2 separate regions of the Homo sapiens genome follow, and region 2 is linked to region 1. Evidence: chromatin loops called from intact Hi-C (ENCODE). Cell type or tissue: B cell. All regions are shown on one strand. Links, peaks and the distances in the headings refer to the core of each region. The heading gives the core; the rest is flanking DNA.

Region 1 (15,836 bases), core at 3,437-11,436:
TATACAAATCAGACACCGCCTCCTCCAGCCTCCCGTATAACCAACCACTTTTCTGCCACACACAGGGTTTCTCTTTGCTTGGATCCCCCTCCCTCTGTCTCTGTATGGGGGAGCTGTTTTCTTCTTCCTTTCCTCTTTCTTGCCTATTAAATTCTCTGCTCCTTAAAACCACTCCAGACTTGTGTCCATGTCGGTCATCATGAGACCAAGGACTCTGGTGTTCCTCCAGTCATCGGAGCCATATCATTTTGGTGCATTGGCCGGGAATTCATTCAACGGATTGGTGAGTACAGAGTGGAGCAAATCTCAAACTCAAATCTGTCCTTTAATCTCAAGGCTCTCTTCCTGCTATTCTGTCGCCAAACTTTCTTTCTCTTTCTATCCGTGGTCTCTTACTCTCTCTGTGTGTGTAGAATGTGCAGGAATTTTTACAGCCTAAGGGAGTAATCCTGTTAAGCAAGATCAGGAAATGCTGTAGCACTGGGGATATAGCTCAGGAAAATGTCCTTGCAATCTTCTAGGAACAGAGATTCCCACCCCTCCACGCCATCCCCCCAATGCCACCTCCCCCACCACACCACCACCTCCCCACCACGTGGTGAGGTTACTTGCTACTAATTCGCTGGTAAGACATGGTATTCCTAAGACAATAGCGCCACCTAGTGGAAATAGAAATTCTGGCCAGGTACGGTGGCTCACACCTGTAATCCCAGCACTTTGGGAGGCCGTGGCGGACGGATCACATGAGGTACGGAGTTCGAGACCAGCCTGACCAACACGGAGAAACCCCATCTCTACTAAAAATACAAAATTAGCCGAGCGTGGTGGCACATGCCTGTAATCCCAGCTACTCAGGAGGCTGAGGCAGGAGAATCGCTTGAATCTGGGAGGCGGAGTTTGCGGTGAGCCGAGATGGCGCCATTGCACACCAGCCTGGGCAACAAGAGCGAAACTCCGTCTCAAAAAAAAAAAAAAAGAAAAAAAGGAAAAGAAAAAAATCCTCTCCGTAAGACACATTGCTGGTTCTCTGCAGTATATTACAGCTTTCCAACTTTTCCTTTTTGCGCCTTTTCTACTGGAAGCTAGGCTCTGATCTACTTCTGTAAAAGGGAAATTTCTGCCTTTTGCAGTTAGGAGTAAGATGTCTTCTGCAGCCAAATTTTGTCACGATATTGACCCATCAGCAGAAAAATGGCCATTTAGTTCCTATGTTCTTTTAAGGAAACTATTCTGTCTCCGATTAAAATGATATTTAATTAGTAAGGGGATTTTAAGTCCAGAAGTTAACCGGAACCATTTGTCTAAGAGTAAATGCTTTAGCACGGGCCATAGTAGCAGGCAATCTAGCACACTGCCTCCGTTAAAGGAGCCTTGCCCTAAGGCGACACAGTCTCTCCCTAGATCCATTTTTCGGGGAGCCAGGGGGATCACACAGATTTAGGAAGTCAAAGGGGAATCACACAAGGTGGATAAGCTGAAGCTGCATGGGTAAAGTGTGGTTAGTCCCATCACTTAGTTCATCCAGTTCCATGGATGGAGGACCATGGATGGATTGGAGGACCACGCCTACAGCCATGGGTCGCATATTTAACATGGTGCCAGGACCCGGGAAGCAGGGAGGGAAAACAGTGGGAGGATGCTCCCTGTCTCCTCCTCCACCCTGGGTCATACGGAAAGGGAGGAGACTAAAAGGACGCTTTTATTCTTGCTTCTTTTTCTAGATGGGAAACAGATTATCTTTGGCTTGCACCCGCTGGAGTGCACTCTGAAACACTGGAACTTCCTTAACCTCAGGACTTTGAAGAAATAAGTGACTCATTTTCTTTTACACAAGGGCATGGTGTTTTTACAAAACCCGTGCAAGCATTTTAAGATCAACCCAGGTCTTTTAGCAATCACATCGGGCAGGCCCAGGGAGAACAGTTCCCCCAAATTAGAAAAGCAACTTCCAGGGGAACCATCTGAGGATCCCCCTTATTTTGGGCCCCTTCAAGTTCCCTTCTCATTACAAGACCTTAAGCAAATAAAGCGAAACTTAGGCCGATTTTCTAACGACACTGATAGGTATATAGAAGCTTTCCAAAATTTAACTCAGGTGTTTCACCTCACATGGAGGGATGTTATGCTGCTCCTAAACCATACCCTCACAGCAGCTGAAAAGCAGGCAATTCTGCAAGCAGCAGAGATTTCGGGGATGAGCAATATATCTCCTATAATATACCAAAAGGGAAGAACGCAGATAGGGAAAGCGAAAAAATCGTGTAGACTCCTTTCCCACTAGGAAGGGAAGCAGTTCTGGTAAACAACCCCGATTGGGACCCCAATAACTCAAGAGATGAATGGAAAAGGAGGCACATTTTAAGATGTATATTAAAGGGCCTATGGAAGACCAGGGCCAAACCTCTCAATTACGCTAAACTGTCTAGGATAAACCAAAAGCCAGATGAGAATCCTCTAGCCTTTACGGAAAGGCTAAGAGAGGCACTAATAAAGTACACCTCTTTATACCCTGATTCAGTCGAGGGACAGCTCATTCTAAAGGACACGTTTATTACACAGGCAGCTCCCGATATTAAAAGGAATACAAAAGCAGGCTATAAGACCAGATAGCACCTTAGAGAACCTCCTGAAGGTAGCCACTTTGGTCTTTTGTAACAGGAACCAGGAGGAGGCCCAAAAGAAAGAGAGAAAGCTCAAGAGAAGGACAGAGGCTCTAGCAGCTGCTTTGCAGGTTTGCAAAATCCAGGATCCCCAAGGTGCATTCGCTAGTTGCTATTGGTGCGGCAGCCCAGGGCATTTTAAAAAGGAACCCCCAGGAAGCAAGACAAAGCCACCTCAACCCTGTCCAGGCTGTGGCAGAGACCACTGAAGATGGAACTGCCCCCAGAGATGGAGGCCACTGGGTTCAGGACCAGTCTCACAGATGGTCCCGCAGGACTGATGGGTCCTGGGGCTCAAACCCTGGCTTCAGTGGCTCAAACTGCCATTATAGCACAGGAGCCCCGGCTAATTCTGGAAATTAAAGGAAGGAAAGTAGACCTCCTTCTAAACATTAGAGCCAGTCTCTCCCTTTTCTCCTCTCTAATCCAGGCCTCTCCTCTTCCCATAGTACGACCGTAAGGGGTGTCTCAGGAAAAACTCTAATCCAATATTTTTCTCAACCATAGTTGTAGTTAGGAGGACCTATTTACACATGCTTCCAAGTCATAATAACTCTACTAGTCAGAAAAGCCTCCAAGTTAACCCTAGGAAATAATTTAACTGTTTACACTTCACATAATGTGTGAGGATTACTGTCCTCTAGGGGGAGCTCTTAGCTAACAAACAGCTGGTAAAGCAAGAAGTACATAAGGCAGGATAAGCAGTCGTCACTCTTAACGTCTCTCCCCAGGCACAAGTGCTGAATTAGCTGAGCTAATAGCTCTTACAAGAGCACTTAAATTAAGCAAGGGGAAGGTAGCTGCCATTTATACTAACTCCAAGTATGCTTTCTTAACTCTCCATACTCATGCTGCGATTCAAAAGGAAAGGCATTTTCTTACCACTAATGAATCTCCTATAAAATATTGCCAGGAAATTGGCAGGTTATTATCCTCAGTTTTTCTTCCACAAAAAATAGCAGTCATGCGTTATAGGGGACATCAAAAGGAAACAGATAAGGTAGCCAAAGGAAATAGAATGGCTAATCAGGCAAAGCTAAGTCAGAGGCAAGGAAGCTTTAAGGCATTAATGCACTTCAAGCCCTTCTAATCTAGGAAGGCTCCAAAAAAGAAATTAAACATCAGTATTCCCCTACAGAAATAAAATAGGATCACCTTTATTTAACCCAGGAAATTTGGTATTAGTACAAACTCTCATCTCTGTCTCCTTCCCTAAGCCAAGCTGGGAAGGGCCCTACACTGTTCTTCTTTCAACCCCCTCGGCAGTAAAAGTTACAGGAATCGACTTCTAAATACATCACACTCAAGTCAAAGCCTGAAGAGCTGAGGGAGCAGCCCCTAACAGCCCAGAGAAATATCCTGAATATCAATGCGGAGAAAGAGATCTTTTTCTTTTTCTTGTTGTTGTTGTTGTTGTTCTTGTTGTTGTTGTTGTTTTTGAGACGGAGGCTCCCTGTCGCCCAGGCTGGAGTGCAGTGGCGCGATCTCCGCTCACTGCAGGCTCCGCCCCACGGTTCACGCCATTCTCCTGCCTCAGCCTCCGGAGTACCTGGGACCACAGGCGCCCATCACCACGCCCGGCTAATTTTTTTTTTTGTATTTTTAGTACAGACGGGGTTTCACCGTGTTAGCCAGGATGGTCTCGATCTCCTGACCTCGTGATCCGCCCGCCTTGGCCTCCCAAAGTGCTGGGATTACAGGCGCGAGCCACCGCGCCGGGCCAGAAAGAGAAGATTTTAAGCTGAAAATCATAAAAGATAAGTAACTGAGTGAGGGCTACTCATCTTACTCAGTCCCACTCCTGCCTCACCAGATACTTTTTGCTATTTCTACCCTTTACTCTCAAAGTTCACCACCAAATATTAAAACTTCTTTTTAAAGCATATTTGCAGGCAGATTTTAATTATTCATAGAATCGCATTTGTAACTTTGTAGCTCCCCAAAGAGAAATGTTATATCTTGGTAAGTAAAGTTTTAAATGGAAATTATTCACTATGCCACTCTTGTAAGAACTGTTATACTCACGCTACTATTTACAATAGAACTACACACTGTAGCACCCAAGATGTGGAATTCTGGTTGTAAAATTCTAATTGCTGTAATATTTTGCCTAATTATCAACCTTATAACAGGATTGATAGTTGCAGGAAAGATTTAGTCAAAATTGTGTCGCTTATAGCAGGAGTAATAGTTGTGGATAAGAAGCAAGGATGAAAGTTTTACTATCATTACGTTTAATAGGACTTTTTCTGAAGGTTGGTAATATAATGTGCTCTAAGCTATAAAGAGAAGATTATAAAGGAAGATTTTATGTAAGAAAAGATTTTCATTGGTAAATACTTGTCCTAAAAGGAAATGACTGGTTGTTTAAAGGATGAATGCTTAGGGCAAGTCAGAAAGTTTAAGTATGTTGTAAGAGGGTCTGTGAAAGTCATGAAATTATTAAAGGAAAGGAATTGTCAAGATTAACATTAAAGTTATTTTAGCCACCCACTAATGTATTTCTCCCAAGCATATTGCAAGTTAGGAAAATGGCCTAAGCTTAAAGTTATTCTCTAATGGCAAGTCAAAGGGGAAATGTATGGTTTTCTCAAGGAAAATGTTTCTTTTATATTAATGTTTCTGGTAATGTACAGCGAGATACTGGTATTGCAATCCATGGTGTAACTAATAGGTATGAAACTCAGGGTCTATAGGACCCCCACTCACGGTGGTAATCTTAATACTCACATTCTAACCCTATATTTTAAATTTTCTTATAAAATTTATCTCTTTTCACCTGGAAGCAATCAAACTCCAAACGGTGCTGCGAGCAAAGCCACACGTGTTTGAAATGCTTGTAAAGAAATAGCACTTGAGCATCAGTTTATTTAGTAAGGCCATTTTTACTTCTTGCAGAAAGGGTACACTCGCCAGCAGTTTTGCCAGGAGAGTACACTGAACAAAGGAGACAGGGTCATTTATAACCTGACGCGTCCACCCTACTGCTGTGTCCAGTTTCCAATAGCTGGAATGGGACCTCACATTCTGTATTTGTCCCGATTGGCTAGCAACTTAGAACTTTTTAAAAGAGGCAAAGGTAGAGGAGAACAAAAGAAGGAGGAAGTAACTTGTGGAATGCTGGGAAAGGTAAAAACACTTTTAAATAAGGAAGAGGAACAGACTATGATCTAATGCTTGCTTGGACCAGTATAAGCATGCCAGGGCAAATATTTAGGCTAAATTGTGGGAGCTAAGAACATAAATTACATTGATTTCTTTATTATGGCTAGCAGATATTTAAGAATGTTAGCACAGGTCTTTGAATAAATTTTGCTTTTAAGAGAAGTTACTATTTATTTCTTATTAGACGGGGCGGAAAGTCTTTGAAGAGGAACCTCTACTTTACTTTTTACACATGGTCACGCCATTCTTCCAAGAACCCTTAGATAAACCTCAGGAGAAGGCACAACTGCTGTTCCCCACACAATACCCCTTTTCAGCAGGAAGTAGCCAGAAAGAATCGCCATCCAACACCCCCTGACAGCAGTTAGGTTTGCTTCTCTTGAGCGGGGGAATGATACAGGAGTTACTAAGAAATAATTTTTAGGCAGATAGAAAGGGTAAAAGGAATTCTCGGTAAGGCTTTTTCTTTTAATAAAAGCAACCCCAGACCTTTTCTTTTCTTTTTGAGACAGTCTCACTCTGTCGCCCAGGCTGGAGTGCAATGGTGCAATCTGGGCTCACTGTAACCTCTGCCTCCCTGGTTCAAGTGATTCTCCTGTCTCAGCCTCCCATGTAGCTAGGATTATAGGTGCCCGCCACCAAGCCTGGCTAATTTTTTTTTTTGTATTTTTAGTAGAGATGGGGTTTCACCATGTTAGCCAGGCTGATCTCAAACTCCTGACCTCAAGTGATCCGCCTACCTCAGCCTCCCAAAGTGCTAGGATTACAGGCATCAGCCACCGCACCTGGCCAAATCATTTCTTTTCTAACAGAAAGGCAAATTAAAGGGCCAGGCTGGCAAGCTTTGATATGCAAACGCAGGCCATTAGAAGCTGAGTCCACCCAATATGGTGATTCGTGCCTTCTTCTTGTCACCAGGTATGCCAAGTGTCATGGCCACCTCCAGGTAACTGCATGTGTTCAGGACATCAGAGCGGCCCACATTTGCACATTAAAAGGATAAGGTGGGAGGGCCGGGTTTTTCACGGGCTTCGTGAATGACACACCTGGTCAAACCAATCCCCTGGGCCCTCTGTGGGCGGCAAGCCACCCAGGTGACGAGGCAAGAGACTAAAAGCACAAGCTATTCCAGTATAATAAAGAAAATACTTAAAATAAGAATAGTTATATTAGGCATAGAATATAGATATGATTATATATGAATATTACTAATCATTAGTTTATAGCATTACTCTTTATTCTAATATTATAATAATCTTTGTTCTACAATTATAACCTAGGAAAAACCAGGACATACAGAGATAGGAGCTGAAGGGACATGGTGAGAAGTGACCAGAAGACTAGTGTGAGCCCTCTGTCACACCCGGACAGGGCCACTAGAGGGCTCCTTGGTCTAGTGGTAACGCTAGTGCCTGGGAAGGCACCCGTTACTTAGCAGATCGGGAAAGGGAGTCTCCCTTTCCCCGGTGGAGTTAGAGAAGACTCTGCTCCACCACCTCTTGTGGAAGGCCTGACATCAGTCAGGCCCGCCCGCAGCCATCCGGAGACCTAAACGTCTCGCTGTGATGCTGTGCTTCAGAGGTCACGCTCCTGTTTCACTTTCATGTTCTGCTCTGTACACCTGGCTCCGCCTTCTAGATAGCAATAGCAGAATTAGTGAAAGTATTAAAGTCTTTGATCTTTCTGAGAAGAGCATAGAAGAAATAATGACGTAAGCTGTCCTCTCTCCAGCTCGGCTACCTAAAAGGGAAAGGCCCCCTGTCCGGTGGACACGTGACTCACATGACCTTATTAATCACTGGAGATGACTCACACTCCTTACCCTGCCCCTTTGCCTTGTACACAATAAATAACAGCGCGACCAGGCATTCGGGGCCACTGCCAGTCTCCACATCTAGGTGGTAGTGGTCCCCCGGGCCCAGCTGTCTTTTCTTCTATCTCTTTGTCTTGTGTCTTTATTTCTACGACCTCTCATCTCCGCACACCAGGAGAAAAACCCACAGACCCAGTAGGGCTGGACCCTACAGCTCTATGCAAATCAGATACTGCCTCCTCCAGCCTCCCATATAACCGACCACTTTTCTGCCCTCCCTCTGTCTCTGTACAGGGGAGCTGTTCTCTTCTTTCTTTCTTCTTTCTTCTTTCTTGCCTATTAAATTATCCGCTCCTTAAACCACTCCGCATGTGTCCATGTCATTTTATCTAAATCAGCATGAGACCAAGGACCTGATGTTCCTCCAGTCATTGGAGCCATATCAGGGCCATTTACTTTGATAGAGAGACAAAGCTGGTTTAGTGATGGATAGGGGGCTTAGTCATTAAGGAACTCATTTTTGGACATGGTGAATTTGGGTATTAATAGCTTATAAAATGTAATGCTATCAGATCCATAACACTTTCCAGGAACTGTGGCTTTTTCACTGGGGTTTTAAGCTCCTCTGGGAAAACGAGGGGCAATGTTGGGCAGGAAGAACTCCCACCCTCCAGGAAGCCTGAGTGGACCATCCCTTCCCCAAAAGCAGGCTTCCTATCAAAGCTGCGTTGTCCTTTTCATCCTTTCTCCCTGCATGCCTCCATCCAAAAATAGAAGTGTGTTACCCTGCGGGTTCACTGAGCCTCCACATAACCACACATGTCAAAATCATGGAACACTGAGGAGGCCTTCTCAAAATATTTTGGAATTATCTACATTCAGTTTTAGTTTTTAAAACTTTAAAAAAATGCAATTGTACTTTAACTCACCTTACATCCTGATAGCATTATAAATTTGAGGATAATTTTAGAAAATGGAGATTATTTGTAATTCCCATGATATACTTTCTGGGAAATATAAGTAGTAAATTTGCATTTAATGATTAATTCCACTACTCCCTTAAAAACATAATATCTATGAGCAGTTCAGCAGTGAGGGACATTTAAAATAGAAAAAAAATCCTCCGTTAATATTTTTATGTTCCACAGTAGTAAAAAGGTGAAAGTTATTTGTTGGTCTCAATAAACGATGCTTGATCTTTTAAAAATCATTACTAAGTGTTTGATCTTAATATATTCCAAAAAGCTTCTCCTATAACTGTGCCTGGTTTCTGAAACAGATTCCAAGGAGACTATCACCACCAAAAGACTGCTCAACAACCACCCAATCTACGTTGTCACCCTTCTTTGATTGGATATTTCAATCAGTAAAAAGTATAGAGCACATTATTCATATATGTGTGTGTATATATGTATGTACATGTATACATACATATACATATACGTACACATACACATACATGTGTATGTATATGTATGCATACATATACATACATATACATATACAGACATATATACACATACATATATTCACACACACAGACATATACATATTTTTTTTGGATGGGGCAGGGGGCCTTTACTTGGGTGATAAGGTGGTCTGTGAAGGGCTTTAAGGGAAGGTCTCATCTGATCACATTGGCTTTCTGGTTGTGTCTTGAAGAATGGGTCAGAGAATCAGGAGGCTGTGGCTGCTGCAGGGGAGGGGTGAGGGGGGCCCAGGGCTAACAGTTGTGGGGTCCAGTAAAGGGTGCAAGTAGAGGCCGGCAGGTCATACATCCCACTGCCAAGACCAGCCGCCTCTCGACCTGACATCACCCCTGGAACCAAAAAGGGGAAAACATGTCCTTCCTGCCTCTGTCTGTGGTAAGTGGGCCCCTCCAGGAGGCAGGGCTGCAGGCAGCATCCCCGTGACCCGGGTAGAAGGGCAGAACTGCGCCTGGGGCTCGCTGCTGTCTGCAAGGTCCAGGAGGGAGGAGGGTGCAGACACAGGCCCTATTTCTGACCCCGCAGGGCCAGGAGCGCTGGAGCCCTAGGAGGGTCTGATCTACCTGTCGCCCACCCATGAGGTGCATGAGTGCAAAGGTGTGGGAAACCGCCAGACTCCTGAGGCCCTGTGGGGTCGCAAGGCACCAGGACCCCTGGATATGGCTTAACTGGGTTGCAGGGAGAGGGCGGGCTTGGGAAGGGCAGCCTTTAGCCAAGGGATTCTCAGGGAACCGACATGCTTGTCTGAGCTCCGGGCCGGGTCCACCTCCGCTGGCTGGACAGCTGCCTCCACACCCAGACAGACCCCGTGGGGCACAGCGTCCCGCAGGGCTCCACAGTACCCCGCTTTCCAGCGCCCCTGGAACCCCTGCCCAGCCCACGAGGTACAGATTCTGTCATTCTCACTGAGTCCTCTGGACCCTGCTAGACTAGCCCAAGGTCACACAGCCAGACAGCGGAGGAGGTATTTCTTTCTATATAATACATGTATGTACTTACTAATATATTCACTATGAAACAAATGCTTTTTAAAATATGCTATAAAAACTAAAAAGTTCTTAACATATTCACCTTTAGTTATTAATTACATAAAAATGTCTGCTCTCATTAAAATATTATCCATAATCATATTTGTAGTGAGAGCAATGTGGTAGAATTTGCACCTTTTTAAAAAACCTTGGAATTATTCTTTGAGATACATCAATTCAAATATCTCAAATACCAGACTTTTCATACATCAATTCAAAAGTTCAATTTCTTTTTTTTTTTCGAAAGTTTCATTTATATTCAGGCTTGCTTTTAATGGTTGTCAGAGCTGAAAAAGATAACTGGCAAAGGCACAATGTGCACACTGAACAAAGTGTATTGTTAGTAAGAGGAAGAAATCCATATCTTAAGAGAATTGGGGGCCAGGCTCACTCCTGTAATCCCAGCACTTTGGGAGGCCGAGGCTGGTGGATCACCTGAGGTCAGGAGTTCGAGACCAGCCTGGCCAACATGGCAAAACCCCATCTCTACTAAAAATACAAAAAAAAAAAAAAAAAAAATTAGCCAGGCATGGTGGAAGGTGCCTGTAATCCCAGCTACTCAGTAGGCTGAGGCAGGGGAATCTCTTGAAACTGGGAGGCAGAGGTTGCAGTGAGCTGAGATCACACCACTGTACTCCAGCTGGGACTACAGAGTGAGACTCAGTCTCAAAAAAAATTAATTTAATTAAAAAATTAAAAATAAAAAGAGAATTTGGGGGTTTTAAGACAACTTCTTGTTGGATCCAATTAGGTCTTCATTGTTTTTAGCTAATAGTGACACTGATTCAGAGATTATTCCAGGCACAGGAGGGTTGATTCTGACATTCGCTTGCTGTTTTCTTGTCTTTGTATAATTACTGTTCTCTTCAACCTACCCATTTCTTTGCAGAAATCTTTATTTTAATTTCTGGGATACATGTGCAGGATGTGCAGGTTTGTTACTTAGGTAAATGTGTGCCATGGTGGTTCTTTGCAGGAATCTTTAAGTCACTCATCCATTTCATGAGGGTTAGTTTAGTTCAAACCAGATAATACATTTTAATGGAGCATGAGCAAACTGCAAAACATTGCAATATGAAAGCTAACAAAGTAGTCAGGAGGCCATTGTCCACACTTTTGCATAATGAACCCCCTCCTTCCCTCAGTAACATCTATGTGCCATGACTGCCTGATGTAGGGAACCAGTCACTATCCAGATAGATTTTTTTAAAGATAGCATAATTATCCATATAAAGTCTAATATCTTCATTTTGCACCTTGGTGGCCTGTGTGGGTACCCCCATATAAAGACCAATGTATTTGTTTTCCAGATGCAGAAAGATGAGGCACAGAGAATTGGCCACCTGCTCCAGGTCCCATAATTAAACATTACTGTCAGGATTAGAGTCCTGGGGTCCAAACACCCAGTGCTCTCTCCACACTACCATGGTGCCCAATTCATATTCCTGCCATGACTACCCTTTCCATTTCTGGCCCTGTTTGAAGCCCCTAATTCCCACTGAAAACAATAAATGCTCTAAAATTAAGGCAACAATTTCACACAGTAGAGCAAATGGGTGGCTGAGAGTGAATTTACCCAGCAGCAAAGCCAGTGTAGAAGGCACCATTTTTTGGTTACCATCAGATTAAGGTTGGGCCCCAGAGGGTCACCCCATCTTTGTTTCTCTTGTGAACCCCTCTGAGTCAAATGGTAACAATAGTTGTTGTAATTGTAAGTTATAACATTGAATTAGCGACTATTGAAAAGTGTAAATTATAATAGCAATTGTTGAGAATGAACCCTGTAACGGTGAGCTAACAAAGGAGTTTTATGCTAGTGAGTCCATCAAGAAGGACATTGGGGCCAGGGGCAGAGGTTTGTGCCTGTAATCCCAACAATTTGGGAGGCCCAGGCAGGCAGATCACTCGAGCTCAGGAGTTCAAGACCAGCCTGGCTAACCTGATGAAACCCCATCTCTACTAAAAATACAAAAATTAACAGGGCATTGTGGCATGCACCTGTAGTCTCAGCTACTCTGGATGCTGAGGTGGGTGAATGGCTTGAACCCAGGAGGCAGAGGTTGCAGCGAGCCGAGATCATCATGCCGCCGCACCTGCACTCCAGCCTGGACGACAGAACAAAACTCCATCTCAAAAAAAAAAAAAAAAAGACATTGGGATGTAAGCTGAGAAAGGGAGAGTCTAAGGTTTTAGAAAAATAAGGAAGTTATTTTAAAATACATTACTTTTGTTTCTTTGTTTGTTTTAAATGGATTACAGAACAATCAACAAAGCAGCCAGGTGTGTTGATGACAGCTCTCAAGCTTTCACAAGGTGTAATAGGACGGATGAGCCCATTCCATTGAGACTAGCACTACCCAGGAGAGCCAGGAAGGTAAAGAGACCACCTACAACAGTGTAATCCGTCCAAATAAGGACATCAAGTCAAATGGATGGAGGGAGACAGTAAATTTAAAACATTAAATTTTAAGTAAAAACAAGTCATACACTTCATGTCTAAAACACCAAAAGCAATGGCAACAAAAGCCAACATTGACAAATTGGATCTAATTAAACTAAAGAGCTTCTGCACAGCAAAAGAAACTACCATCAGAGTGAACAGGCAACCTACAGAATGGGAGAAAACTTTTGCAACCTACTCATCTGACAAGGGCTAATATCCAGAATCTAAAATGAACTCAAACAAATTTATAAGAAAAAAACAAACAACCCCATCAAAAAGTGGGCAAAGGATGTGAAGAGACACTTCTCAAAAGAAGACATTTATGCAGACAAAAAACACATGAAAAAATGCTCATCATCACTGGCCATCGGAGAAATGCAAATCAAAATCACAATGAGATACCATCTCACATCAGTTAGAATGGCAATCATTACAAAGTCAGGAAACAACAGGTGCTGGAGAGGATGTGGAGAAATAGGAACACTTTTACACTGTTGGTGGGACTGTAAACTAGTTCAACCATTGTGGAAGTCGGTGTGGCGATTCCTCAGGGATCTAGAACTAGAAATCCCATTTGACCCAGCCATCCCATTACTGGATATATACCCAAAGGATTATAAATCATGCTGCTATAAAGACACATGCACACGTATGTTTATTGCGGCACTATTCACAATAGCAAAGTCTTGGAACCAACCTAAATGTCCAACAATGATAGACTGAATTAAGAAAATGTGGCACATATACACCATGGAATACTATGCAGCCATAAAAAATGATGAGTTCATGTCCTTTGTAGGGACATGGATGAAACTGGAAACCATCATTCTCAGCAAACTATCGCAAGGACAAAAAACCAACACCGCATGTTCTCACTCATAGGTGGGAGTTGAACAATGAGAACACATGGACACAGGAAGGGGAACATCACACACCGGGGACTGTTGTGGGGTGGGGGGAGTGGGGAGAGGTAGCATTAGGAGATATACCTAATGCTAAATGACGAGTTAATAGGTGCAGCACACCAACATGGCACATGTATACATGTGTAACAAACCTGCACGTTATGCACATGTACCCTAAAACATGTACCCTAAAGTATAATAATAATATAAATAAATAAATAAATAAATACCATACTGTTTTCACTTTAAAAAAAAAAAGAAATAGAACCATATTGATTCTCTGAAATCTTTTTTTCTCTTGGCAAGTCAAACTGTAAAAATAAACTGGAAAAATATTTTTACCCGAAAAAAAAAAAGTCATACAAAGTTGAGATAAGATGTAGAATAGAGTTAATTTATTTTCACGGTTTTTATTATCTAGATTGCAGAAAGAATTGAATGTGAATGCATGAAATTTAAATGCACATCAAAAAGCATGCAGGGTACATCAAATTAAGAGGCATGTGACAAACTGATATTTTCGCAAATATTTTCTATAGAAATTAATGTTTTTATTTTCAATTGTATTTATTTATTTTTCTGCTTTCCAACTTTTATTTTAGGTTCAAGGGGTGCACATGCAGGTTTGTTACATGGGTAAATTGCGTGTCATTGGGGTTTGTTGCACAGATAATTTTGTCACCCAGGTAATCAGCATAACATCCAATAGGCATTTTTTCGTTCCTCACCCTCTTTCCGCCCTTCACCCTCAAGTAGGCCCGTGTGTCTATTGAGGAGTTAATGTTTTAAAAATATATCTTGCAAATCAATGTGAAAAACATTAACATCCAGTGGAAATATGGGCGAAGTTCCTGAACAGAAAAATCACAGAAATTAATTTAAAATATTGTTTAAAATTAATCTCCCATTTGTAAAAAGAAAGGAAATTAAATACATAATAAATAAATGCTCATCATTTTTAAAGATATTTTAATGCCGAAAAAAGTAATCTCTGAATCCCAAAGGGTAAAGAACATCCCCACAAATAGAGTACGCTTAGCTTTGTGCAAACTCACCACTCTGTTCTTGTAGTTCTTGTTTCACTGTTAGTCAGTGACTGAAACCAGTCTGTGGGTCACTATTTGAAGCACTGACCTGGAAAGTTCTGAGTGGATAGGTAAGCCTGTGCAAACGGATGGAGGAGACCCAATCTGTGCAAACACTCAGGATTGCTGGGATATCAAAGGAGGTCACCGAGGGTGCATTTGTCTGATGGCCTTGGAGCCTCCTGGGAGAAAGAGAATCAGCAAGAGGACTTTGGGACTACCCGCCTTGCCCCTGGACCCTAGAATGAAAGGGCTCTACCAAGAGACCATGTGAATATCATGGCGGATGGGGAAGCCAGCCTGTGAAAGCAGGTGTGTTATGAAGAACGCCATGCCTTGGAGGGCAGCAAACTGTCAGGGGGCTGACAGCCAGACCCCACATGCTCTAAGTTCTTCAACAGAGGAGGCTAACAGGACAAGGCACTTGAGAGTTACAATCACTGAGCCTCAAGGCCATCTAGGAAAATGACCACATAGCCCTTAAGGACTGCCAGTGGTTCTCGTCACTTCACACAGGGGGTGGCAGTGGCTGCAGCCTGCCAGCCACATGTCAGAGTGTAGGGCGCCTGACTAAACCAGAGAGGTTTCTGCATCTGGAAAACAAAAAGATTGTCTCTACAAATAGGAGATGGTCCTTGCATGAGGACCTCGCATAAGACCCCTTCACCAAAGCAGCCTCCCTCCACTTCTCTGAACACAACCCCACCTAGGATAAGCAGGACCCCTCAAGGTGTGTTGCTGGCAGAGCAGAGGCAGGAGGTCCACCTCCTTCCTAGGGCTGCCCAAGGACTTCCCCAGGCTCTACCTTCAGAGGAGGCCGTGCCTTTGTCTGCAGGTATTGTAGACTTTGGAGCAGCTGGATCTGCATTTTGCCAATGACTTCCTCCTGGGAGCCCCAAGTCCTATAAGAGTCCTATTCTTCAATTACAGCAGTGGGAATTCTGACAAGATGAAGATTTCCAAACCCCAAGTTACTGCTAGAACTAATTGGACAGTCACTGTATGTCACACCCTTTCTTAGAAACACTCGGTGTCCATCATTCAGTCCTTACTGCGTGTGTCACTGTGAGCTGCTTGCTGCCTTCACTTTGCAGCTGAAGGCAGTGAGGCTGGGGGACCTCAGAGAACATCCCTAAGGTCATACAGTAAGTGGCTAAGTTGAGATTCAGACCGAGGTCTATCCACTCGCAAGGCCCCTGTTTTAAGCACACTACACTCCCAGCAAGAGTAGCTAAGGGAAAAAAAAAAAC
Region 2 (15,836 bases), core at 4,932-12,931, 220 kb after region 1:
GAGGACACCTAGCTGGTGTCCCCTCCAGAACTGCTTGTTTGCTTGGTGTGTGGGGAGAAATTCCCCTGTATGTCGTCATAGAAGTCTTCCATGTTGATGGTTGCTGTGGTGTGAGAGCAGAAGAAAAACACATTGGAGGTGGTTTTTCCACACACAGGCACTTACTATGAATGGAGCTTGCAGGACTGGAAGTTGCTCTGGGTGAGTCAGGGAGTGTGTGTTGCGTGCAGGTGAAAGCCTAGGACATTACTGCACACTGTTGTGGACTTTATAAACAGTGGACACTTAGGCTACACTAAATTTGTTAAAATATTGTTCTTTCTTCAGTAAATTAACCTTAGGTTTCTGTATCTCTTTCACTTTATAAACGTTTTAATTTTTTAAACTTTTTGACTCTTGTAATAACGCTTAATTTAAAACACAACTGTACAGCTTTTCTTTATAAGCTTTTTTCTATTTAAAAAAATTTCTTTTAAACTTTTCTGTTAAAAATTAAGACACAAACACACACATTAGCTCAGGCCTAAACAGGGTCAGGATCATCAATATCACTGTCTTCCACGTGTTGTCCCACTGGAAGGTCTTCAGGGGCAGTAACGCGTATGAAGCTGCCGCGTCTTATGGTAACAATGCTTCCTTCTGGGATATTTCCTGAAGGATCTTGGCTGAATCTGCTTTTCAGTCAGCTTCGTTTTTGGAAAGCAGAGGCCGGGCATGGTGGCTCACACCTGTAATCCCCGTACTTTGGGAGGACAAGGTAGAAGGATCACATATAGCCAGGAGTTCAAGACAAGTTTAGACAACAGAGCAAGAACCTGTCTCTACAAAAAGTAAAGATAAAAAAAATTAGTCGGGTGTGATAGTGTGCATCTGTTGTCCAGCTACTTGGGGGACTGAGGTGAGAGGATGGCATGAGCCCAGTTCAACACTTTAGTGAGCTATGATTATGCCGCTGCAGTCCAGCCTAGGCAACAGAGCGAGACTCTGTCTCAAAAACAGAACAAAACTAGAAAGAGTACACTCTAAAATAATAATAAAAGTATTGTAAACACATAAACCAGTAACAGTCATTTATGATCATTATCAAGTATTGTGTACTGTATGTAACTCTCCAAGCTATACTCTTATACACTGGCAACTCAGGTTTGCTTATACCAGGACCACCACAAACATGTGAGTCATGCGTTGTGCTACCATGTTATGATAGTTACTATGCCACTAGGTCACAGAAATTGCTCAGCTCTGTTATAATCTATGGAACCACCTTCCTATATGCAGTCTGTTGTTGGCTGAAATATCGTTATGCAGCCCGTGACTGTGCATTGGCATTTGTCCACTTGGTCTTCAGCCTAGCTTTGTACTTTGTCTTTGACATTTTGGCTTCCACTGCAATTTACTTCAGGCTTGGACTCCTTGAGGATCTCTCCAAACCTGCCATGGTCTGTTTCTTGCCACCAGTCCCTAGCTGCACATTCTTAGGGCAGCTGCCCCAGCTTAGTCTGATTTATGGGGCCCCTTATCTCGTAACTTTTAGAATCTTGACCAAGTCAGGCTACCCGGCAGGAGGAAATGTCAAAGGCAGAGGCAAAAGTGGCCCTCTCACTTTATCTGTATCTCCAGGGTCTTCCTTTGCATGGTCTCCTTTCCTTCCACCCTCAAGTCCATTCCTCTCCTGTTTCTCTCCGCCCCTCCAGGTTTCCTCCTTTAACCGCATCACCTAGAGTCATCTTCACCGTGCAAAGTGGTTTTGTTCAAACTAATGTATTAACACTCAACTCAGTGCAGTTGCCCTTTGAATGATCACACCCAGGAGACTTTTTTCTAATTAGTGTTCACCTTGACTGTACTATATTTCAGTGTTGATCATTTTGTCCTTTGGCTCAGATAGCTGTAAACTGCCTTCTATTTCACTGATTCATCATTCTCTCATCTTCCTTTCCCATCTTCAAATGTGGATATTTCCTAAAGGTCATTCTCTGTTCCTCATTTTTTTTCAAAAACTTTTAATAAAATATACATAATCAAATGTACCTTAACCCTGTTCAAATGTACACTTCATTCATGTTGAACATACTGGCATTGTTGTGCGACCAGTCTCCAGAACTTTTCCTCTTGCAAAACTGAAATTCTTACACCCGTAAAACAACTCCCTATTTGCCCTTCCCCCAGCCCCTGACAATCACTCTTCTACTTTCTGTCTCTATGAATCTGACTACTCTAACAACCTCATGTAAGTAGAATAATACAGTATTTGTCTTTTGACTGGCTTTTTCACTGAGTATAATGTGATGGTTAATTTTATGTGTCAACTTGGCTGAGCCACCGTACCCATACATTTGGCCAACATTATTCTGGGTGTTTCTGTGAAGGTGTTTTTTGGATGAGATTAACATTTAAATCAATGGACTCTAAGTAAAGCAGATTACCCTCCGTAATGTGGGTGGACCTCATCCAATTAGGTGAAGACCTTACTAGAACAAAGACTGACTTCCCCTGAACAAGGAGTTGTGCCAGCAGACTGCCTTTGGCCTTGAACCATAACTCTTCCCTAGGTCTCCAGCCTGCCAGCCAATACAATCAGATTTTCACTCACCAGTCCTCCACAACTGCATGAGCTAATTCTTTAAGCCTCTTTTTCGCTCTGTGTAGACACACACACACACACACACACACACACACACACCCTGCTGGTTGTTTCTCTGGAGAACCCTAATACAAATAATAGCCTCAGGGCTCATCCATGTCGTAGCATGTGTCAGAACTTCCTTCCAAGACTGAATCATATTCCATTGTATGTATATACCACACTTTATGCACTTATCTGTCAATAGACACTTGGGTTGCTTCTACCTTTTGGCTGTTGCAAATAATGTTGTTATAAACACAGGTGTGCAAAAATGTCAAGACACTGCTTTTACTTCTGTTGTTTACAAACCCAGATGTGAAATTGTTGGATCATATGGTAATTCTATTTTTAATTTTTTTCCATAGTGACTACCCCATTTTACATTCCCACCAGCCATGTACAAAAGTTCTAATTTCTCTATATCCTTGCCATCATTTATTTTTTGTTTTGCTCCTTTTGGGTTGAGGTTTTTTCTTTCTTCTTTTTTTTTGAGACAGGGTCTTGCTCTGTCACCCAGGCTGGAGTGCAGTGGTGCAATTATAGCTCACTACAGCCTTGAACTCCCGGGCTCACACAATCCTCCTACCTCAGCCTTTTGGGTAGCTGGGACTACAGGTGTGTGCCACGATTCCCCCCTAATATTTTTTTAAATTTTTTGCAGAGATCTGGTCTCACTATGTTACACAGGATGGTCTTGAACACCTGCCCTCAAGTTATCCTCTCGCTTCAGCTTCCCAAAGTGCTGGAATTGCAAGCATAAGCCACTGTGCCTGGCTGTGTGTGTGTGTGTGTGTGTGTGTGTAATAGTAGCCATCCCCATGGATTGCAGTGGTACCTCATCGTGGCTTTGAGTTGCATTTTCCCAGTGACTGGGATGTCGAGCATCTTTTCATGTGCCTGTGGGCCATTTGCACATCTTTTACGGAGAAATATCTATTTAAGTATTTTGCCAATTTTTTTAATCAGATTGTTTTCATGTTGCTGAGATATAGAAGTTCTTTATATATTCTGGTTATTAACCCCTTATCAGATAGATGATTTACAAATACTTGCTCCCATTCTGTAGGTTGCCTTTTCACTCTGTTGATCCTGCCCTTCAATGCACAGAAGTTGTAACTTTTGTTGTTGTCCAATTCATCTATTTTTATGTTATTTTACAAATCCCTCAACTCATCACCAATTTTTTTTGTTGCCTGTGCTTTTTGGTGTCATAGCCAAGGAATCATTGCCAAATGCAATGTCATAAAGCTTTTCCCCTCTGTTTTCTTCTACCAGTTTTATAGTTTTATAGCTTTTAACTTTAATTTTTAATTTTAACTTCATTTTAACTTTAGAAAATCCATCTTAAGTTAATTTGGATATATTGTATAAGACAAGGATCCTACTTCATTCTTTTATATGTGGATACCTCCTTCCTTTTGGAAACTTTTCCTTTCAGTAATCTTACTACCTCCACAGCTTTAGTTTAGATGTTTTTTGTTGTTGTTGTTGTTTCCCAGGGGTGATCAAATCCATATATCCAGCTTTTACCACCTTCCTGAGTTCTAGTCCCCCCATTTTCAAACACCACTGAAAATTTAGTTTGACTAAGTACATCAACCTATTATGTGAAGAAACACCATGTCCCACCCCCACTACGGTGTGGCTTAATGAGCTAAAGTAATATATCAAGATAGACATAATAATCCAAGAAACTGGGGTTCAGAGAAGTAAATATTATTAGGGTGCATCTTGCGCTGTTCCAGAGTGAGGCATATAGGGTTTTGGGGACAGAACAATCTAGTCTCTGATAATGTTTTCTCTTATAGCACAGGCACATTTCATGAGCCTTTCCCACTACCTAGGTGTTCCAGTTTGGATGTGGTTTGTTTGGCCTAAGTCTCATGTTGAAATCTGATTTCCAGTGTTGGAGGTGGCGTCTGGTGGGCAATGTTTGGACCATGGGGGTACATCCCTCATGAAAGGCTTGCTGCCCTTATGGCAGAAGTGACTCAGTTCTCACTCTTAGTTCCCAAGAGAATTGCTTGTTGAAAACAAACTTGTACCTCCTACATGCTCTCCTTCTAGAAGAGGATCTAAGGAAATTTATAATAAAAGCAGAGGAACGCTGAAACCAAACCCAATTCATATCAGTAATAGCTACCATTTGTTAAGCTTCCACAATGACAAGTAAGATGTTAAGCCCTTTATGTTACCAGGATTATCTCATTTATCTCATAAGAATTCTAGAACATAGGTCCTATTATTATCTTTATTTTATTCGTGAGAAAAGCAGAGACTCAGAAGGCTTAAGTCATAGGCCAAGGTCATCCAGCCAGTTGAATGGTGGAGTGGGGAATATCTGGATCCAGGCAGTCAGACTGTTTTTTTTTGTTTTTTTTTTTTTGAGACGGAGTCTCGCTCTGTCACCCAGGCTGGAGTGCAGTGCCGTGATCTCGGCTCACTGCAAGCTCCGCCTCCCAGGTTCACGCCATTCTCCTGCCTCAGCCTCCCAAGTAGCTGGGACTACAGGCGCCCACCACCACGCCCGGCTAATTTTTTTTTTTTTTGTATTTTTAGTAGAGACGGGGTTTCACCATGTTAGCCAGGATGGTCTCGATCTCCAGACCTCGTGATCTGCCCACCAGGCAGTCAGACTTTATTAGAACATGCACTTAAAATTAGCAAGAAGGAATGAGAACAACAACAACAAAATTAAAAAATGCTTGCCAAAGAAAACTAAAACAATGTGCAATATTTAGCCCTGAGATCACTAGCAGTGAAGGCAAAGAAGAATGCATAATGGGTTTCTACAGCTCTCACTGTCCGGTTATAGAAAATATTTCTACATTAGTACAAGCACTTTTCTTCCTAAGCCCTGAGTTTTGAGAGTTTATCAAGAAGGCCTCTGAGTTCATTCAATTAATGGCATCATCTAAGGCTGTTTAATAACAAATGCAGAGGTAGTCCACATAAGGAACTTTTGCCTTTACCTTTGAGACAAAGCCCAGGGCCTCACGTTAGGAGTACAGCTCTCTAAATATAAGCCTCCAGGGCAGAAGCGAGGGGAGGATGGAGGGACACAATGCAGATTTACAGCCTGGTGGGTACGGCCTTTGTCCTCTCCATGTCTATTGTCACTCTTGAGGTCCAAGCCTCTACTGCACTGCCTGGTTTACTGCACAACCCAACTTGGCTGCTTGCTTCTGGTCTCTCCCCACCAAACCATCCTTCACACTGCTTCCAGCTTAATATTTCCAAGACACTGCATTTGCAAATCCACTCCTCTGTTTAAAAATGTTTCAGTGACTTGCAACTTGTCTACAGTGTGAAGTATAAATTTATTAGCTTGTTGTTTAAAGCCTTCTACAACCAGACCCCGACCGACCTTCACGTCCTATTGAGAGGTGACAGCCTGCTGGCAGCCCTCGCAGCCCTGGCTCGCTCTTGGCGCCTCCTCGGCCTTGGCACCCACTCTGGCCGCGCTTGAGGAGCCCCTCAGCCCGCAGCTGCACTGTAGGAGCCCCTTTCTGGGCTGGCCAAGGCCGGAGCCAGCTCCCTCAGCTTGCAGGGAGGTGTGGAGGGAGAGGCGCAGGCGGGAACCGGGGCTGCGCTCGGCGCTTGCGGGCCAGCGCGAGTTCCCGGTGGGCGTGGGCTCGGCGGGCCCCGCAATCGGAGCAGCCGGCCCGCCAGCCCCGGGCAGTGAGGGGTTTAGTACCTGGGCCAGCAGCTGCCGTGCTCCATTTCTCGCCGGGCCTTAGCTGCCTCCCCGCGGGGCAGGGCTCGGGACCTGCAGCCCACCATGACTGAGCAGCCCGCCATGACTGAGCCGCCTGCCGGCGCCCCAGCCATGGGCTCCTACGCGGCCGGAGCCTCCCCGACGAGCGCCGCCCCCTAATCCGCGGTGCCCAGTCCCATCAACCCCCAAAGGGCTGAGGAGTGCCGGTGCACAGCGCGGGATTGGCAGGCAGCTCCACCTGCTGCCCGCTGCCGCATCCACTTGGTGAAGCCAGCTGAGTTCCTAAGTCTAGTGGGGACTTGGAGAACCTTTATGTCTAGCTAAGGGATTGTAAATACACCAATGGGCACTCTGTATCTAGCTCAAGGTTTGCAAACACACCAATCAGCACCCTGTGTCTAGCTCAGGGTTTGTGAATGAACCAATCGGCACTGTGTATCTAGTTAATCTGGTGGGGACTTGGAGAACCTTTGTCTAGCTAAGGGATTGTGAATGCACCAATCGGCACTCTGTATCTAGCTCAAAGTTTGTAAATGCACCAATCAGCACTCTGTGTCTAGCTCACGGTTTGTAAATACACCAATCGACACTGTGTATCTCGCTAATCTAGTGGTGACCTGGAGAACTTTTGTGTCTAGCTCAGGGATTATAAACGCACCAATCAGCACCCTGTCAAAACGGCTCAATCAGCTCTCTGTAAAACAGACCAATCAGCTCTCTCTAAAATGGACCAATCAGCAGGATGTGGGTGGGGCCAGAGAAGAGAATAAACACAGGCTGCCCTAAGACAGCAGCAGTAACTCACTAGGATTTTCTTACCACAGTATGGAAGCTTTGTTCTTTTTGTTTTTTAGGTCTGCACTGCCTTTATGAGCTGTAACACTCACTGCAAATGTCTGCAGCTTCACTCCTGAAGCTAGTGAGATACACGAACCCACCGGGGTGAACTAGCAACTCCAGTACATGCCGTCTTAAAAGCTGTAACACTCAGGCGAAGGTCTGCAGCTTCACTCCTGAGCCAGCAAGACCACAAACCCACCAGAAGGAAAAAACTCCAAACCCATCGGAACATCTGAGGGAACAAACTCCAGACACACCGCCTTTAAAAACTAACACCGCGAGGGTCTGCAGCTTCAGTCTTGCGTTAGTGAGACCAAGAACCCATCAATTCTGGACACACTATCAACTTTGTTTCTCCAAGGGTGCTTCTTAAACTGGATGATGCACACCCTAGGAGTGTGTGTGTAGGATGGGGTTTGAAGCAGTAGGGTAAAAAACCTAGCATACATTCTATTCCAGAGGTGTCAATTTACCAGACAACAGTTATTTTAAAACTTTTTTATGCAAAAACATGTTATAGGGTGGAATGCAACATTTTTATGGGCCTGTGGGCCATTTGTATACATCTTTGGAGAAATGGCTATTTAAGTACTCTGCCCATTAATTCTAAACTTAAAACTAAGACTTCAAAGTCCCTCTAAGGATTTTGCTGGGCCACATCCCAAGACCCTGAAGGGTATTACTTACTCGCCCTCTCCAAACTGCCGAAGTCGGAAGCAGGTGACAAAAAAGCTGACCCTGGAATCACCTTTTGTAAATTTCCCACCTCCAAGCTTTTCGATAGTTTGTAACACTGGCTCCTCTCCCCAAAAGCCTTTCCTTCAAGTCCCAGCAACTCTCCCTGACCCTGCTGGGAAGGCGCACCAATTACCTGTCATTCCAGGAAAGCTCATAGCATAAGATGATCCCATTGGTCATCTCCCAGAACCAGACTTTCTGAAAAGTCCTCAAGGACCAGCTAGTCCAATCCCTCACTGAATAAAGGAGAAGCAAAGTCTAGGGAGGTGAGGTGATTCGTTGTCCTCCTAATTAGCAGGTGAGCTCCTGGCAGGGCTGGGGTTTCATCTTCTGGGCTCTCTGCAAGGTCGTGCCCGGCACGGGCCAGGAACAATTTCATAAACTCGTCATCTAGACGGCCTTTGACTGACACCATCTCTCCGTGTGGAGGAGCCGCTGGGGTGCACGGGGCAGGTGTCGTCCGTTTCAAAGGTAAAATAACCCAGCTGCAGACCTCCAGAGGCCGACTAGAGCCGGGGTCAGAAAACAGGTTTTCCCTCTCGGGGACAGCGCCCAGGGGACCGGCATTAGAACATCGGCTGATGTTTCATCTGGTCAGGGAACCATCCAGCGCTTAGTACACCTGGCGCTAATCGGCGGGGATTAATCTCACACCCCGCAGCTGGCGGAAAGCAGCGGGAGGAGGCACCTAGCCCTGGGGTTGAGATCCCAGTTCCCGCGTGCGCAAACCACGCCCCTGTAGATTCTCGCTGCTGCGTGTTCGCGCGCGTCCCGGAGTGCGCATGCGCAGCGGCGGGGGTTGTTCCGGCTGCCTTTCACTGAGGGGACCCGCCAGTTTCTAACTCAGTGGCGTTTGCCCTGATTCCCGGGGCCTGGCTTTCAGCGTAGCAATTCTGCCGGCGAAGAAGGTGAGCGCAGTGCTGTGTGGCAGCAGAGCTCCTTAGGACGAGGAGCAGCGGGACGAGGAAGGGCAGACTGGTGAAATCGCAAACTGGGCGTCTGTTCCGGCGCCGGACCCCTATTTGCAAAGGTGGGTGGCCCGTCCGGAGCGGGAAAACATTCCGGAAGTGGAGGGCCGGGCCAGCGTGATTGACAAGCGGGAACCCCTGTGTGGGGACGGGTAGGCCTAGGAAGGTTGTGCCTGCGGTGGAACTGGGCGGTGCGCAGAAGTGGGCATTAACAGCAGCCGCGTGTCTGGGTCTTAGATTTGGCCCAGCTGTGTTGAGCTTTTCATGGATTATCTTACGTAGATAAGACACTGCAACAGTGAGTGAGCGCTTGTAACCCACCTGTCTCTTACGGAAACTGAGCCCCAGCGATGCTAACTTTAGCAAGGATACAGCTGGGATCCTAAACTTGGCAATCAGAGCCCAGAGCCGATAAAGTTAGCTGCATGAGTCTAGCTTCCCCCAGGGCGGGAATCGAGGCGGAGCAGGGTACAGTACGGAGGCCAGGAATGAGTGCACTTGACCAGATTGTTGACGGAAGTGTCATAAAAATGGACTTAAATGCTGATAAGCAGCTGTTTGGGTTCCACACAGGGTGCGAGCTCAGGATGCACGTTGGAGGGGACACAGGGCCAGAGCAAGGTGGGAATGCGGGTATTATGGGCCAGGCCATCCTCCAGCTGGTGGAGCACCGCAGTACTGCAGTGTGTGGCCCTGGCTTAACAGCAGTGCGGAAAAGCTTTTTTCTTGGGGCTGTGGTGCTTTCCAGGTGTGTGAAGTTAAAACATTTTAGGGCCATACGGTAGATAGTACCTGCCACATAGTTGTCTTGGTCAGCCCCGGCTGCCATGACAAAATACCATAAACTGGGTGGCTTAGACACAGAAATGTGTTTTCTCACAGTCCCAGAGGCTTGGGATGTCCAAGATCAATGTGGGGAGGACACAACTGAGCCCACAACAATAGTCTGTACTCAGTAATGAGTGATAATTGGGGACTGAAGAAAATGAACACGTTAAGAACTAATATGTTCCTGAAGTGCTTTCACAACTCTAACCTCGTTTTATGAGCGTGAGCTTTGCTGTCCTGGTGTGTGCCTTGGCACTGGGAGGTGATGGTTGTCCTCCACACAGCCAACCTGAAGAGGGCTGAACAAGTCACTGCAAATGTTTTTAATAGGGCTTAGTGAATCCGTTATACTCAGATTTATCTAAACCTCTATGATTTAGCCTGTGCTGCTTCTGGAATAATGAGATCCATAATTACCACTGATGGGGAAGTGAAATAATACTTACGTTTCTTCTGTATTGTTTAGTGTTGTCATTCTAGAGTTTGGTAACCAAGTCTGTCTTTTTTATCCCACTTATCCTGGTGGGAGGAAAAGTGAGGAGATAGAAAGTTTCAGGTGGCTTGGGGGTCTGGCAGATGTGGTTCAAATCCTGAGTTCAAGCACTTGCTGAGTGACCTTGGGCAAGTCATATAAGTTTACTGAGTCTCAGTTTCTTTCTCTATAAAATAGAGCTTATAAAAATACCACACAGGGTTTTTGTGGGGTTATCTGAAAACGGTTTGAAACCATTAAAGAACTGGCCATTTAACTAATAGGTATTCAAGTCATGGGACCTCCGTTACCCAGCCTCGGAAGAGAAACCTTCACTTACAGCCCCGATGTCTGGCTGGCTACTCATTCGTTCATCAGATTTTTGTTGAATGCCTATGAGGTGTCGAAGCACCTAGTTCTGAGTCCTGGAGCCAGAGAAGAGCAAGACAGACAAGGTTCCTCTATTTATGGAACGTATATTCCAGTGAGGAAGAATAAATAGGTTCAGATGGTGCTAAGAGCTATGAATAAATTAAATACAGAGTAATGTGATTTTTTAAAAGTGACTTAGAGCAAGCTAGGGGGTGAGGAGTGGGGGTGGTGTTTGACCACTGTCCAGCGGCCAGACAGCCGGAGAGGCTTCTCTGAGGAGGTGAGCCAAAGCCTGGATATTGAGGAGGACTCCTTCTCCAGGCCAAGGGGAGCAGCAAGTGCAAGGCCCGAGCTGAGTAGATGAGGCTGGGAGCCTGACCAGTCTCAGGCTGACCAGTGCTCTGTCTTGAGAGGAGCTGCTGGTCAGCTTTTTGTCTTGGGATTCAGAACGAGGAGACATGAAGACTTTTTACTTGGCAGTGGGAGCTGAAGCTGAAAGGTCCAGGGGCTGATGAGGCCACGTGTAAGCGAAAGTTTGGGATAAGCAGAAACCGAGTGCGCTGAGGGAGTGAGATTGTGGCTGTATCCGGCACCTGGCTGAGCAGGAGAGTGAACCCCGTGGGTGTGTGTTTGCTGGTGACGTTCCTGGAGCTGTCTTGAAGTCCGAGCTGCCTTGCAGCTTGTAGTCTGCCTCTGTTTTTGGCTTTCCCAGATAGTTTCAATTCTTACTCTCAGTTTGTGAACCTCCCTTCAGTGAACCTCCCTTCACTTATGCTGGATATCTCTTGCAACCGGATGAGCTTCACTAAAGCAGAGTCATTTGGACCTGGATTCGAATCCCTGGTTTTCCACTTTTTAGCTGTGACTTTGAGCAATTATTTAATTTCTGTAAGCATCAGTATCCAGTAGCTGTATCCTTATAGTGTTGTACAGATTAAATGAGATAATAAAAGCAAAAGACCACTGTAGAGTGTTTAACACATAGGAGGTACTCAAAAATTTGTTAGGTACCTTTCTTCCCCTTTCCTTCATGTGTTAAAGCTTTTTCAGTACATACCCCTCTCTCAGGATTGAATTGTAAATCATGTTTTTTGATTACCCTTCTTGTAATAATTCCTCTACCTCTGTAGTCATGTTTTTCTTTTTTCATTTTTTCTTGTCCCCAGAATGTCTAACAAAACAGCCAAATATACCTCTGTGAAGACAGAGGGTAAAATAATGCTAGTTCTGTGAGTTCTCTCTTCTTGTGCAAATCCATAAACTGCCACCAATCTGTAGTCATTTTAATTGCCCCTAAACCGAAGAGCATCGTGGCAACTACCTTTCCCCTCGTAAATAGAGTGACACTATCACTAGTCTTATTGAGGCCAAAGTTATAAAGATGGGCTCTCGATCTACTAATATTAGTAAAATGGGTTTGGGACTTACTAACATTTGTGCTTAGAAGAGACAGACCTGGCAAAGAGCTTGGAGAAGTGAGTTCCAAAGAGAGAGGTGTGGGAACCAGGATGGAAGAGTCAGGCCTCCAGATAGCGTTTACTTCTCCTTTCTTCCTTGAATCACTGTCTCAGAGATAATTAGGTTCAGGAGAGGAGAAAAAAAAAGATGACGTCAACGTGGAGCAGAGTTTTTCTTAGACCTTAGCCTAGCAAGGAAAGAGAAATGCCTGGTCTCAGTACTGGGAAGCTGTTCCAGCCAGAGCCCCGTGGCTGTGAAGAGAGCTCTCCTGTCTGGAACCAAACAGAAAGCTCATAGGTCTAGAGGCCAGAAAAGTTAGTAGGTGGTGGCTCTGTTCGGTGCTGGAAATGGAGGCCAGGATGAACTAAGAAGCAAACTAAAGATACTTGTAAGATAAGGACGTGTAGGCCGGGTGCGGTGGCTCACGCCTGTAATCCCAGCACTTCGGGAGGCCAAGGCGGGCGGATCACGAGGTCAGGAGATCGAGACCATCCTGGCTAACACGGTGAAACCCCGTCTCTACCAAAAAAAAAAATTAGCTGGGCGTGGTGGCGGGCACCTGTAGTCCCAGCTACTCGGGAGGCTGAGGCAGGAGAATGGTGTGAACCCGGGAGGCGGAGCGTGCAGTGAGCCGAGATTGCGCCACTGCACTCCAGCCTGGGCGACAGAGTGAGACTCTGTCTCGAAAAAAAAAAAAAAAAAGATAGGGACGTGTATGTTAACTTGCGCTATCCAAACAACAAGCTGTGCTTATGGTCCTCTGCCTGTGCGTCATGATTTTCCAGGACTTCACAACGGGATAAAGTGAAGTAGCTTCGGCTTGTGAATGTGCATTGCAGAGACGTGGGAGAAGAAAGCTGCAAAAGTCATTATAAGCAACACCCTTGATCTTAGGGGTGCTGGTCTGTGAGAAGAGAGCTCTAAGCCTTTTGTAGAGGCATTAGAAAGGTATCGGAGCCACGGTGAAATGCAGGGGAGATTGGGTTTAGGGGCTTTCCTGGTCTGCATTCTGCTACAGCCGTTAAATGCCGCTAGATGGAGTGCGTGATTCTGGTATGGCCTCACGTGGACCTGCTGCGAAGGATGGAGAGAACATGGTCTCTGCTTCCCAGAAAAAAGGAGAAATTTGGTAATAAGTGTGGAGACTGCTCTTAAATAATGCTCCAGATTTCAAGCCACTTCTTCCTGGACCATGAGAGAGCTCCCTAATGTTGTATTTATTTTTCCTAGGTCCATGGCTAATGAAACACAGAAGGTTGGTGCCATCCATTTTCCTTTTCCCTTCACACCCTATTCCATCCAGGAAGACTTCATGGCAGAGCTGTACCGGGTTTTGGAGGCTGGCAAGATTGGGATATTTGAGAGTCCAACTGGCACTGTGAGTATGAACAGTGAGAGATACTGAAAAGGACAACTTAACAGCAGCCGTACTAGCTTTTCCTGTTTGCCTATCCAGAGATTTTCATAGTTTGAAGTTGGGCAGAGTAGTCTCTGTTTATCTGAGTAATAGTCACTTCCTCTATTAAAGTCTTTTTTTTTTTTTTTTGAGACGGAGTCTCGCTGTGTCGCCCAGGCCAGAGTGCAGTGGGACGATCTCGGCTCACTGCAAGCTCCGCCTCCCGGGTTCACGCCATTCTCCTGCCTCAGCCTCTTGAGTTGCTGGGACTACAGGTGCCCGCCGCCACGCCCGGCTAATTTTTTGTAGTTTTAATAGAGACAGGGTTTCACCGTGTTAGCCAGGATGATCTCAGTCTTCTGACCTCGTGATCCGCCCGCTTCGGCCTCCCAAAGTGCTAGGATTACAGGCATGAGTCACCGTGCCCGGCCTAAAGTCTTAAACATAGCTCTGTGGTCTGAGAAAAATTAGGCTGAAGTCATTGGTGCCTACCTATTACGGTAGATGAGACGGCTTTCTTACCAACTCTTTTCCCTCCCGTTCCCCATCCTTCAAATATAATTCTAAGTTTTAGTCTCTGCTGAGTGAACCAGTGTGTTATGATTATGTTTTGAACATAATTTTGTCTTGAACAATATGTCTTAATATTCTGTTTTTTCTAGTTAATAATTGCCCTTTTAAAGTTAGTTTAGTTTTTAATATACCTATGCCAGTTCCTCCCACATCATCCAGTGGCCTCTCAATATGATTTTCCATACAGATAACTCCTGTCTTAGTCGGCCAGGACTGCCATAGTAAAATACCATAGACTGGGTGACTTAACAGGAATTTATTTTCTCACCATTCTGGAGGCTGGAAAGTTGAAGATCCAGATTCTGGCAGGGTTCTGGTTCTGGGGAGGGGGTCTCTTCCTGGCTTGCAGATGGCTGCGTTCTTACTGTGGAGCAAGAAAAGACGAGGAGGAGAAAAACAAATCTTTGGTGTCTCTTTCTCTTTTATGAGGACAAGGGCTGCTCCCTTATGGCTGCTCCGTTATGACCTCCTTTACCCTTGAAGGCCAGATCTGTAGTAGAGTCACATGGCGGGGTTAGGATTTCAACATATGTTTGTTTGTTAAGATGGGCAGTCTCACTATGTGGCCCAGGCTGGTCTCGAACTCAAGCGATCCTCCCCTCTCAGCCTCCCAAGTACCTGGTGGCTGGCAAGATCCAAGATTACTGGTGCACACCACCATACACAGCTTCTTTTGTTTTGTTTTTGTTCTTTAAAAACATTTTTTTAACATGCATTTTGGTGGGGATACAATTCAGTCCACAGCAGTGACCAATTCCATTTTTACCTTGGAGCCCTCCTGGAATCCTCCATCCTTTCCCTGTCATTTGAATTAGTTGCTCCTCAGACTGACTTGACAGATTTCAGCATGAGTGTTAATGGGGACAGACGGCCGCACCCACACCACATCAGGGTATACGTCCGTTTGGAGGCTTTCCTCAAACGTCTGGCAGCCCTGGACTGCCTGTGTATGCTGAAGAACAGGGCACAGAAAGGCTGAGTCTGCAGGGCACTGGCTGTGGCTGCCAGGCTGGGCTCCTTTGTTGGGGGCCTCCAGTTGCCAGCACATCTGTGGGATTTTCCCTAGAGTCTTCAGTCTCTCCAGAGCAGGTGCCTCTGAGCCCTGGCCCAGCAGGTACAGACGCTGAAGCCCAATAGCCGGTCTTCCGGGAGGTGGTCTGGGGAAGGGGATCCAGGTGGAGAGTCCCCCTCAGTGCCTGCTTTCAGCCTGGCCCTCCTCCCCCTCCCTCTTGCCTCCTCAATCTGCCGGTTGCCTCCAGGGCTCTCCTAGCTCAGCTTCCACTTAGAGCCCACTTCCTGTCTTCTGCAAGGAGCAGGAGCAGGGATTGCAACCTGAGAATCTAATTGTTCTTAAAAAGAATTTCAACCCGTCCCTTTGTTTTCAGTGGCCTGCTGTGTTCCTACCACTTCCTGAGTCTTTCTGAGAATGAGTGGGGGAGATCTCTGGGGACACTTGGGCTTGAGTGTCTCTGCCGAAATCACTTCCATGTCTCTGCCTTCTTTCCCTCTCTCCTAAAACATATTACTCCTTCCACTTTCTTTTTGTGGGTGTAAGCCTCCATATTACTTTGGTTAATTTTAGTGTGCTTTGGAACACAGATGAGTGCATGTTCATTCTGCCTTGTTTAATTTTAGAGACAGGGTGTTGCTCTGTTGCCCAGGGCCGAGTGCAGTGTTAAGATCATGGTTTACTGCAGCCTCAACCTTCTGGCAACAAGTGATCTTCCCACGTCAGCCTCCTGAGCAGCTGGGACTACAGGTGTGCACCATCACACCTAGCTAATTTTTTAATTTGTAGAAATGAGATCTCACTATGCTGCTCAGGCCGGTGGTCTTAAACCCCTAGG

The links. A loop is a pair of places that touch in the nucleus more often than their neighbours do. Peaks named below come from ENCODE experiments on the same cell type or tissue, not always from the same donor. Only the 100,000 strongest peaks of a DNase experiment are listed, where the experiment ranks them.
Region 2: it touches region 1 in a loop (10-fold over the local background); 7 of 110 quality-filtered maps call a loop at or near these places.

The regions. Positions count from the first base shown.
Region 1 is chr12:30,844,067-30,859,902 of GRCh38, forward strand. No RefSeq gene overlaps it. Among named protein-coding and RNA genes, the nearest start is that of LINC00941, 56 kb to the left of the region's middle. RefSeq lists enhancers at 4,273-4,817, 7,266-7,615. In B cell, for the core only: CTCF peaks have their summits at 7,213 (motif pointing right) and 7,415; a DNase peak (open chromatin) is centred at 7,395; H3K4me3 peaks cover 1,102 bases; H3K27ac peaks cover 1,574 bases.
Region 2 is chr12:31,065,140-31,080,975 of GRCh38, forward strand. DDX11 (DEAD/H-box helicase 11) reads left to right here and starts at 8,721. Exons shown (of 27, transcript NM_030653.4): 1 at 8,721-8,952; 2 at 13,251-13,398. The coding sequence starts at 13,255. It overlaps DDX11-AS1 (DDX11 antisense RNA 1), which reads right to left and starts at 8,708. Exons shown (of 3, transcript NR_038927.2): 1 at 8,056-8,708. RefSeq lists a silencer at 1,176-1,470 and enhancers at 8,372-8,903, 8,776-8,885, 9,416-9,575, 9,436-9,965, 14,911-15,467. In B cell, for the core only: no CTCF peak of the experiment used is centred there; DNase peaks (open chromatin) are centred at 8,712 and 8,992; H3K4me3 peaks cover 1,797 bases; H3K27ac peaks cover 1,255 bases.